2 separate regions of the Mus musculus genome follow, and region 1 is linked to region 2. A link is a loop called in an ENCODE intact Hi-C map of the cell type or tissue named here. Cell type or tissue: left cerebral cortex. All regions are shown on one strand. Each heading gives the region's core, and the rest is flanking DNA. Links, peaks and the distances in the headings are about the cores only.

The links. Peaks named below come from ENCODE experiments on the same cell type or tissue, not always from the same donor. Only the 100,000 strongest peaks of a DNase experiment are listed, where the experiment ranks them.
Region 1: a loop joins it to region 2, with 2.3 times the contacts of the local background. A loop is called at or near these places in 1 of 42 quality-filtered maps.

The regions. Positions count from the first base shown.
Region 1 is chr11:119,265,585-119,270,965 of GRCm38, forward strand. It overlaps Gaa (glucosidase, alpha, acid), which reads left to right and starts at 2,379. Exons shown (of 20, transcript NM_008064.4): 1 at 2,379-2,638; 2 at 4,504-5,094. The coding sequence starts at 4,549. In left cerebral cortex, for the core only: a CTCF peak has its summit at 2,349 (motif pointing right); DNase peaks (open chromatin) are centred at 1,833, 2,366 and 3,377; H3K4me3 peaks cover 1,480 bases; H3K27ac peaks cover 1,855 bases.
Region 2 is chr11:119,049,369-119,055,140 of GRCm38, forward strand. No RefSeq gene overlaps it. Among named protein-coding and RNA genes, the nearest start is that of Cbx8, 11 kb to the left of the region's middle. In left cerebral cortex, for the core only: CTCF peaks have their summits at 2,696, 3,973 and 5,344 (motif pointing left); DNase peaks (open chromatin) are centred at 2,721, 3,479, 4,084, 4,586 and 1 more place; H3K4me3 peaks cover 1,092 bases; H3K27ac peaks cover 260 bases.

The sequences.
Region 1 (5,381 bases), core at 382-5,381, 220 kb after region 2:
GAAAAAACAAACAAACAAACAAAAAGATTGATATCTTTTTCTTTTTTTTTTTTCTTTTTTGTTTTTTTGTTTTTTTGAGACAGGGTTTCTCTGTGTAGCCCTGGCTGTCCTGGAACTCACTTTGTAGTCCAGGCTGGCCTCGAACTCAGAAATCTGCCTGCCTTTGCCTCCCCAGTGCTGGGATTAAAGGTGTGTGCCACCACTGCCCAGCAAAAGGTTGATATCTAAAAACAGCCAAGCAGCTGGGGAGACCCCAGCCCCACCCACCCTATTCATCCCTCCACAAACACACACACACACACACACACACACACACACCCTGCTCCAACACAAGAGCTCCACTCACCCGCCTACCCCGCCCTGGACACACCCACCGAAACGTGGCCTTCTCCAGTACTTGCTGTTTAGAAATGAAAGCTAGCCTGGAGAGATGGCTCAGTGGTTAAGGGCACTGATTGCTCTTCCAGGTTCCCTGAGTTCAATTCCCAGCAATCACATGGTGGCTCACAACCATCTGTAATGGAATCTGGTGCCCTCTTCTGACGTGCAGGAAGAACACTGTTCATAGTAAATAAATTTTTTTAAAAAAAGAAAGGAGCGACGGAGGGAGGGAGGGGGGGAGGGAGGATGGAAGGAAGGAAGGAAGGAAGGAAGGAAGGAAGGAAGGAAGGAAGGAAGAAAGGAAGGAAGGAAGGAAGGTGAAAGCAGCAGCTGTTTCAGTAGTGCACCTGTAAGCTCTGGCTGGGCTTGTTTTAGAGTTTTCTGATCGTCTGACAGCCCTAGGGAACTAGGCTCAGCCGCCTGTCTCCAGTACCAATTAAAGAGACAACAGTGAACAGCAGAGAAAGGGGGTTTAGTTGGTGTGGCCACTTTGGGAGGTAAAACAGATGGGAATGGAACAAATTGGGGGCGGGGGTGTGTCCTGGTGTGAGCTCTAACTCTGAATAGGGCAGAAGAGCTGTGTAGCCAAGCATGCTTGGTCACGGGACGCTCCTGTCTGTTAGGAGACCTCTGCAGAGCAGGGGTTTCCCTGTCGGACCCCAGAATAGGCACAAGCCACCAGGAACAAAGGTGAAGAACAGCAGCAAATGACTCGGCAGGTGTAAGGGGGGATGGGCGGGCCCAAGACAGGGTCTCTGTGTACCGTTGGCTATCCTGGAACTCACTCTGTATGTACACCAGGCTGTCCTGAAAATCAGAGCTCCACTTGCTTCTGCCTCACAGTGCTGGGATCAAAGGCGTGTGCTGCCATTGTTGGCTGCTGGTGTCATTTTTAAGAAGAGAGAAGGGGCCGGGCGTGGTGGCGCACGCCTTTAATCCCAGCACCCGGGAGGCAGAGGCAGGCGGATTTCTGAGTTCGAGGCCAGCCTGGTCTACACAGAGAAACCCTGTCTCAAAAAACCACACAAAAAAAAAAAAAAAAAAAAAAGAAGAGAGAAGGGGAGGCCTGTGTTAGGATGGGCTAGCATGCGGTGGTAAGGTTTGGTTTGGTGTATTAATTACATGAACCAAAGGGGGCTTCGGATTGCTGGACTTCAATACTTTAACAGCTGGCCCCTGGCAGTCAGCCTTAGGCGGAGGAAGTGGCCAAATAAGGGAAGAGACCTTGATGGCTAGCTTTAGGAATGTAATCTAATGTTTGTTTGTTTTGTTTTGTTTTGTTTTTCTTTAGCAAGGCAGAGGGAATGGGCACAAGGGAAAGATTGCCAGAGCCAAGCTCAGCACATTCAAGCTGGCCAGAGTCCATCCACCTTCCCTCGCTGGCCAGTCCTCTTGGCTCTCATTATCCTGCCTGCACACACTGTGCTCCGACAAGCTGCCAGAGCTGAGGACACCGTCTTCTCAGGCCTTTCTCCTCTCCCAGCATGGGATGGGGAGGGGGGCGTTGAATTTCTTGGTGTACATTGTTTCAAAAGTTTGACAGCCAGAGGCACAAATGCCCCTCCACCCCCCAGTGGTCCCAGCAGTACAGGAGAGTCAGGGCCTTGCACATGGTAGGCCAGTGCTCTACCCCTATCTACATCCGGCCTGCCAACTTTGGTTTTTGAAACAGAGTTTCACCAGGTGTCGTATGCTGGCCTCAAATTGTCAATCTTTCTTGCTGCTGCTTCCCGAGTGCTGGGATCACATGCCTGCACTACTACCCCGGGCTTCTGGCTCAATGTATGACCTGCATCATACTTATATCAAATGCCCCGGATCATTTACTGTTTCACCATCGTAGGTTTTCTGTGCGATCACGTGTTTGACTCTGACTCCAGGTCTGGGCTGGTTTAATCTACTGGAGCTTTTGCAACGCGATGACGTCCTATGGCTGCCATTCCAACACCTGCGCTCACTGTCGCCCTCAGCCACTAGGGGGCGCAGCGATAACACTCACACGGACTCCGCCGCCTACGCAGGAGGTCGTGTGACGAGGTCCGCGCGGACGAGCCCCGCCCACAGACCACGTGACCCACGCTGCCCGCTGAGCCTGGGGGTCTTCGGCCTGGAGGGTGATTGCGCAGGTGAGCTGGGCGAGCTGGTGAAGGCTGTCTCCGGCCCCAGAGCCTCCGGAGGAGCGGCCTCCTCCAGGCAGGCAGGGCCGACTGTCAGCGAGTTCCTGCTTTGGAGAATCGAGCAGAGACACGCGGCATAGGTGAGACCCCCGACCCAGGCAGCCACGGACGGTGACCTTAGTAAGACAGCAGGCTCCGGTAAAGTCCGGGATTCTAGTTCGTGCCCGCAGTACCAGGCGGGCAAAGCTCTGTGTGTATGTGACGCAGGGGGAAACTGAGGCACAGAGAAACCGAGAACCTTCACTTTGACCTCCCGTGTCTGACAGGTTGGATTTGGACACGCCTGTGCCTGGTGACGCAGCGATCCAGCTGCTTTCCAGAAAGCAAGCTTGAGGTCACCAGGTCAGCCGTGGCCTCTGAGTTCAGTTCCTTCCCATGTTTTTTTCTCTAAATTGTGGCTGAGAGAACGGGCCTCAGCTGCCTGCTCCCAGTTTCTGGGACTTTGTTCTAATGCGTGTGTTTCTGAGTTGCGCCCTGCGGCCTCCTTGGAGGGTCCTGGAAAATGCAGATTCCCACCCTGCCCCGCAGAATTTGAGCCTGCGAGTGTCCTTAGATGCTGAATCATGGTCAGTGTCACTTACGTCTGGAAGGGCCAGGTGGAGCTGGGCCTTACTCGGCAGTAAAGACAAAATGGGTCTCTGGTCTTCGAGCCAGATCCACACACTGGATCTTTCTGTGGCTCATTATGGTGGCTCATTATGGCCGCTGGGCACCTGAAAGACCAAGGCGTGATTGGAGGGTAGGAAACTGCAGCCTACGCAAGCACTCCAACTCCCTCAAGATGCTGGAGAATCACTCACCATGGTAACGGATTTCAGTCATGCCTACGTAACCGAAGGCCCACAGAACTGAACAGAGCTGGCTGTGGTCTCCAATGCCAGAAAGCCCAGCGTGTAGGAGATGGTGGCAGGGACCCAAGCCATCCCTGGCTTCATAGCAAGTTAAGGCAAGCCTGGGCTACTGCAGACCCTGTCTCAACATGGCAGCCACGTGGGTTCAGAGACCATCCCAGTTGATCAACACATTTGAGTGTTGGGAGCCTGGGAGCCACTCCCAACCGTTCTCCACCCATTTCTTCATTCTGGCTGTTCTTGAGTTACAGCTTTCAAAACCAACCAACCAGTAAATATAAGTGAAGTGCTTTTCTGAGTTCTGTGAGATAGTCTAGTGAATTGCCAAACTTGGTGCATGGTGTAGGGGTCCTCGGAACCACCATGGTCTATAGGCAGTCCATCAGAGAGGTATGGCGGCAACCTGGGGCTTACTGGCATCTAGGCGTGGCAGAGCCCCAGCCGGGTCATAGTTAACAACCCCCTCCTGGACTGGAAAACTGGGGAGCCACTAGCCGGAGAAAGTCACAGGAATTGTGGGTAAACACTGCCAACCAGAAGCACCCTGACTCACCAATGGCCACAGTTGGTCCCCAAGTGCTAATCAGTATTCACAGCTGCCTCTTCTGCAGCCGGGCCATCTCCTGAGTGTGTCTGGTGACCCTGAGAACCGTCCTCTGTGCTGAGCCCCACCACATGGAGAAGTCACCCCAGCCTTCTACCCAAGCCCCATTTCCAGAAGGCCCACACTCCTGCAGCTAGTGAACCCTGTGGCCCAGTCCTGGGCTCTTCACTCCCAACTTCCTCCCCTTGGGGTAGGACTTGGGTGTGGTGGCTCTTCCACCTTCCCACTCACCCTTTTCTCTTACACAGAAGGCCCTGCGATAAAGTCCTGGCTCCCTCACATCTGTCTGTACCTGTGTTGTGGGCCCATGTCTGCAGAGACACCCTCTGCCTCTGAGGAGTCTCCCATTGTCTCCTGTACCTGGCTTCTGTCTTCCCTTCCGTTGCTCTGGGGAAGATGCTCTGGCTGCCTCCTTCCACCTCCTGGCAGTGTGTGTGGGTGTTGTGTGAGAAACCCCACCCACACTGATACTGGCTCCTCCTCTCCTCAGGCCTTCAGAAGTATTCATGCTGCCCCGAACCAACAGGCTTTCACCATGAATATACGGAAGCCCCTCTGTTCGAACTCCGTGGTTGGGGCCTGCACCCTTATCTCTCTGACTACAGCGGTCATCCTGGGTCATCTCATGCTTCGGGAGTTAATGCTGCTTCCCCAAGACCTTCATGAGTCCTCTTCAGGACTGTGGAAGACGTACCGACCTCACCACCAGGAAGGTTACAAGCCAGGGCCTCTGCACATCCAGGAGCAGACTGAACAGCCCAAAGAAGCACCCACACAGTGTGATGTGCCCCCCAGCAGCCGCTTTGACTGTGCCCCCGACAAAGGCATCTCACAGGAGCAATGCGAGGCCCGCGGCTGCTGCTATGTCCCAGCAGGGCAGGTGCTGAAGGAGCCGCAGATAGGGCAGCCCTGGTGTTTCTTCCCTCCCAGCTACCCAAGCTACCGTCTAGAGAACCTGAGCTCTACAGAGTCGGGGTACACAGCCACCCTGACCCGTACCAGCCCGACCTTCTTCCCAAAGGATGTGCTGACCTTACAGCTGGAGGTGCTGATGGAGACAGACAGCCGCCTCCACTTCAAGGTGGGTGTGGGCATGGGGGGCCCCTGGATCGAGCTGGGTCAGGCAGATGACTGTCACGAGGGAGGCCTGTGCAGAGACAGGCTAGGCAGAGCAGAGGGACAGGTGTGTGTGGATAGGTACACATTTCCTAAGGATATGTGCGGTATGACTGTGTGTGGACACTTCCTGGGACACCACGTGTGGGCAGAGTGGTGTTAGAGGCTCTAGAAGGCAGGAACAGGCACAGGTGGGAGACAGGCCAGAAGTATGTGTATACCTCATGCACAGGTAAGTTCCACAAGTATAAA
Region 2 (5,772 bases), core at 482-5,481:
AAGCAGTGCAGGGTGAGATGGGAGGCAGGAGGGAAGTGGGCAGAGGACATGAGGCCCGTGGGGAGGATGAGCCTTTTGAGTGGCAGAAGGGACCGTGCAAAGGTCATATGCAGAGCAAGTAAGCCCAAGGAAAAAAATGGGGCTGCCAACCTGGTATCTGACAGCTTAGGACATCTTTGTGGTGACGTCTTGATGCCTGCTTGGCTGGCAAAGCCCTAGCTTAGGTATGGTGGGGTAGAGGAGAGAGAGAGGGAGGGAGGAGGAGAGAGAGAGAGAGAGAGAGATTACTAAGGCACATTACCACAGTTTCCTTGAGAGTAGCAGTATCCTTGGGGAAGTAAAACTCCAAGCTACCACCAAGTCTTGACCTACCCAGAAAAGTGCTGAGTGAACTAGATGGTCTACAGGATTTCAGCTTCAGTGTCTCCACATTGTAGAGGAAACTACGCAGAATTAGCAGCAGAGTTGGGAGACAGAAGAGTTTTGCAGGGCACCAGAAACTTCTCTCGGGGTGCAGGACCACATCAGCACACAACCTAGTTCTCTTAGCTGAATGTTCCTAGAGCTTCCAGAACTATCTTCCCTACCTCTATCAAGCTGAGCCCAAGGACTGACCCTGTCCTTGTCTGTGGGTGCTGCCCAACCTGGAAGGACCAGGGCAAGGGGTTTGTTTGCCCCTGAAAAGGAGCTAACTCAGACCCCAGTCCAAGGAAAAGAAAGAGCACTGCACCTGGGAAGTGGGGAGACCAAAGATTGATCCACTGAAGGGTACTGTGGGGCTAGGGGCTAGAAGGCATCAACACCAGTTCTCTCTGCAGGTCCCAAAGAAGGCAGTTGGGTTGGTATGCTTTCTTTTTAGCAGCCGAGGACTGTTAAAAACAAATCCCGGAGTCCTGTCAGGAGAAAAGTTTGTGCTCAACTCTGCTCAAGTTTGGTCTGCAGCCAGCGATGTCCAGCAGAGAAGAAAAACGCATACAAGGGTTGGCAGTGGCTGGATCTGGCTGCCCTTTCAAGGTGCTCTTTCTTGGAAAGAAGGGGCATCCAGTAGCCATGGGGGCTCACAGACAAGCCATGAGATTCCAGGACAAAGAGTGGTAGCTTTGATAACAGAAGTAAAAGACACCAAAGTGTGTGTGTGTGTGTGTGTGTGTGTGTGTGTGTTGTGGAGGTGGGGAGCAAGACGAAGCCACTTCCTCTACCCCTGTCAGTGTGTCACTGAGATCTCTCTGAGTCTGTAAGTCAACCTGCTAGCCCGAGAACTCTCCCAGAGTACTCTCTGCAGATTAGGGGCCCCTCCTAATTGTGGGGTTCAAAGCTCAACAGGATCCAGGAAGCTCTTAGGTTCACTGGGTCAAGTTCCCACCTCTAAGACCAGCAGACTCTTTCCCACTGCTGCTGGGATGGGCCTCCTCCACATCTGGATATAAGTGCTTTGAATCACAGGAACTCTGGACCTTTCATGCACACACCTGTACGTTCCAAAGCTGAGCCAAAGGGTCCCAAGCTCGGAGTCCTAAAACAACAAGGTTGCTGCTACCTCTCAGACACTCCTTTCGTTGGGGTGTTGCTCCAACGATCTGGGAAACTCATGTCTGGACTTTTGGGGGGACCAGCAGGGAGAAGTGGGGCACAGGTAGGAGAGGAGGCGATTATAGAAGGGCAGGTTAGCGCTGAAGCTGATATCCATCAACACATTAGCCAGGGGAGCCTCTGGGGAGTGCTGGGTTCCAGTGCCCACACATTTTTATTCCTCAAACCTGGCATGCAGCCTGCCTAAGAGGGTGTGCCAGAGTGGGTGTCTGTAGCTCCCATCCCTGGAATGAGGGCTGCACCATCATAAGCTCTGTACTTAATGCATCTTGGGCTTTTATTCCTCACCCTGCCACCCTTTGATTGGAGCTTGTTAACCCTGTTAAAAAGGAGAGACGCAGAGAGGCCAGCACCTCACTGATGATATTAAGCTGAGGGGCAGGCTTGACTTGAATTTGACCCCCTAGAAGTGAAGGGAGGGGCTCAAGGTGGCTCTCACAGGTATAGACCGGGGCATAGAAGGATTTCCTACTAATGGGCTCCTCTCCAGGGCTGCTGAGAGAGTGACTGGCTAGGAACTGTGGTAGAAGCCACCTCCAGTCCCTAAGCTGAAGGCTTAGGTGGGCCATTGTGTCATATTGACCAAGCCTGGGCTGCTCTGGGCTGCTCAGGTTTGCTCTGCCCCTGGCTTGCTATGGTGTTTTGAAGATATCCCTTGGTCCTGATCAAAGTTTCTGCCTAGGAAGTAAGCATTCTGAGCAATCACTCTTGGGGCAGCTTGGTGTCCATGTGCATCAAGAGAGCATTCAGACAGGTTTATTGGTGTTCCAGAATTTCTGAAGAATACATGCTGATGGTTGAACTGCTGAGGCACACAGAACAGCATGCAAAAACTAAACCATGGACACTCCTAGTGGAAATAACAATATTCCTGTCCAAGTTATACCAGGTACAAGCTTTACTCTCCAAAATGCAATGGTGCCCTTTGGTGCCTAGCCAAGAGCTACCAAAGGGCTCGGGAGGCAGGAGGAAGGGTCCAGTAGGGAGTTCTGGTGGCCAGACCACCTGCTCAAAAAGGACAACTCAGAGAGATAGATCCTCACTCTGGCTCCGCGAGACTGGCGGCTAGCTTCAAGTCGGACTAATTCCAGGTACGTGCTATAGGTGGCATCCTGCTACTGGAAATGGCCTCTGTGGAGGGGGAGGCTGTCTCTGAGGCATCTCCAGGCACGAGGGGAGCTCCAACTAGGCTCAGACAAAACTGCACAGAGAGGGGAACCTGCAGGGCTTCTAGGATGTGCACCGGGGGACCACATTCTCAGAACCAGTACTAGTCTCCTGCAGAGACTTTTCTCAGACCACCAGCCGGTGGGGACTGGAGAGCTGGAACATTCCAGGAGTGTCTCCTGTGAGCAGTGGGAAGGAGGGAAAGACCTCAGTCTGCACTCAGTGGGGGTGCTGGGTGAGCTACCTAGATCTGTATCACCATATAACACCCTCGAGCTTGCACGGACTGGGGGTCAGGGGACTGAGCTAACTCTGCCCAACTAGACGTCCTTCTGGCTCAACACCGTTGTTTTGGACATCCTGGCTCAGGATTCACACCCTCTCCTCAGATTTCTTCCGGCTTGAGTGGAGAGAACAAGAACGCAAGTTCTTGCTGGAGCACTGGGGTCAGCAATCAAAGCAGTCTCAGAGGATGACCAGGGTGCGAGCAGGGTTCACCTGAGCCAACTGTCTTTTCATCCCCAACCAGCACTAGTCCCACCCAGGTGGCCTATTCCCTGAACTAGGTTCAAGGGAGACTGGCCTGCCGCAGCAGCAAGCTGTCACTGGGAAGTAGGGCCAGCCCCACAAATGGGAAGGGATGTGATGGCCACACCTCTTACGTCTTCCTTACACACAGCTTGATTGGCTTCAGGCCTTCCCGCCCCCGGGGCTCCAGGCCCTTGGCTCAGCTTCTAGCCTCCTCCTAGTAACAGCCACATGTAGCCCTTGCCCTTGGACCTGGGCCATGGACATCAGATAGGCCCAGAGCCAAGTGTCAGGAAAGGTGGGATCCTGGGACTCATGAAGGAGGGACCAGAAAAATCTCAAAAGACAGCTGGAGGGACTTTGAACCTCCAGAGAACTAGCCCTCCCTATCTCCAGGCATTTGGCGTGGTTTCCTGAGATTCTTAACCCCCACCTTCCACGCCGCACTCGCTTTTCCTTAAGCCCAACACAGATTCGCTCCTTTTCATTTTTTTTTTAAACAAAAGCAATTAGATTTCAATCCTGATTCATTTGCATTTGCACCTCTGAAACCCGGTGGGGGAGGGAAAGCTGGCGGGAAGGAGGAGACGCACAGCTGGCCGAGCTGCCACTAGGCCGGCCACATCTGGCCAAGTGCGGTGTCCACCGCGGACCTCCCGCGGTCAGCGCCGGGAGCCTGCGCACCGCAGCCGCTCGGCGGCGCACTCATCGATCGCCCAGGCCGGGAGCGGAGAACAAGGTATAGCCTGTATTTAGGTTCCAGTCCTTATATGGCGATGCGCACGAGCGCCAGCCGAGCGGCCGCACCATATAAGGACACACGGCAGGCGCCGGGCTGAGCTGGTGCACGCTCATTGGCCGACGCGTCTCTCGGCAACCGGGCTCTCACGAGTGGAAAGGAGCCAGCCGCCCCCGCCCGCTCCCCGCCCCCTCCCATTCTTTCTCCCTTGGCATCCCGGTTTCTCGCCTCGGCACCCCTTTTCCTTGCCTAGCCCCCAGTTTTGCTTGCACCTTCTCCCCATTTTTCCCCTGATCAACCCCCTTCCCCTTCGCCCTCGTTGTCACTTCTTCTCCTGTGTCCAATCGGCCTTTCTTCGCCCCCCCCCCCTTTGCTCACATTCCCACCCCACGAATCCCCCTCCCCAAACCCAGAGAGCAACGGAGATGGGCGGGAAGGCCCGGATGCGGGAGAGGAGCTAGCGTGTGTGTGTGTGTGTGTGTGTGTGTGTGTGTGTGTGTACGCGCGCGCGCGCGTGTATGTGTGTGTCTGCCGCAGTAGCTTCTGCAGCATCAGGTCCACGCATGCACACACGCACCGCGCTCTGGGAGCAGTCCGAGAGCCCCTCTCTCAGACGCTGCCCCCCACCCGTTAATCAGAGCAATTAGCTTCGGAAGAAAAACGCTTGCGGGGCTAGGGGTGTGCAAACCCACAACAGCCAGTGGGTACCACCAAATTAGCATCTCCCAGGGCGTCCCTTCGGGCTGGATTTCTGAATACAATCATGATAATGATAAATCGATGTCTCATTTAAAGGTTACTTTTAAAACCTGAGAATTGTTGCGAGGGAGGGGGCGAGAAGCCCTGGGAATGGGGGAAAATGGGATAAAAGAGAGACTCTCGGATTTACTGGCCGAACGCAGTGGCTCAATGATTGTGGGCTGGAGGTCAGATGCCCAGCGCTGGGCCCACAGTGGGGTGGGAACTGGCAGCGGCAGAAGGTGTCGCTATGTCGCTAATTCTCTAGGGACAAGACACCGGATCACCTCAAACTCAGGCAGAAAAGGGACCTCGATCCAAGGGCGCTTCGCTCCCTCCCCCATTTGCAGGAGCGCGAGCACGCGCACGCACGTACAGGTGTCCGGTTGGCCCCTCCAGGGCGGTCGCTAATGTACCCGCAGGTGTTCTAGACATGCCGAGGTCCCAGAGCTATCCCTTGGGGATCCTATTTCTGTCTTGGGAACAGGAGGAACCTAAAGGTGACAGCTAAAACAATGGGTGCCCTAGCGCCCTGGGGACTTTGCCTATGACCGAGCTCTGTAGGGATGCCCCCTACTGGACATCCTGCTCTAGGAACACCAAGCAGGTGGTGGTTCTAAGGGGAAAAGATGGGCAATGGGGTTGGGGAAAGACAGCCTGCGGGGTCGGGGAAAGACGACCTGCCTGACCTCTTGGTTCGGAACATCATCCCTATTCCATCTTAAATCCTTCAGCCTGGCGGCTCCGGAGGGAAGGTGATGGTGGAAGTGGGCACGGCCAGGGAACCCAAGTGCGAAATTGGGGAGGTCGCTGCCTGCCTGCAGGATCTTAGCTTCGTCCCTCCTTAGCTGCATGGATGTTTTTTTCAGAAGGAAGCTCTGCGGCCCCATCAACGTCGGAGCTAGCTCTGTCCCTCCTAGACCTTGCAGGTGATTTGCTGCTTCAATGCTAAGGAGAGACTTGGGGGTGCTCTTGAGCAGAGGGTTCAGGTCTGCGCCCAGCTTCGGCCC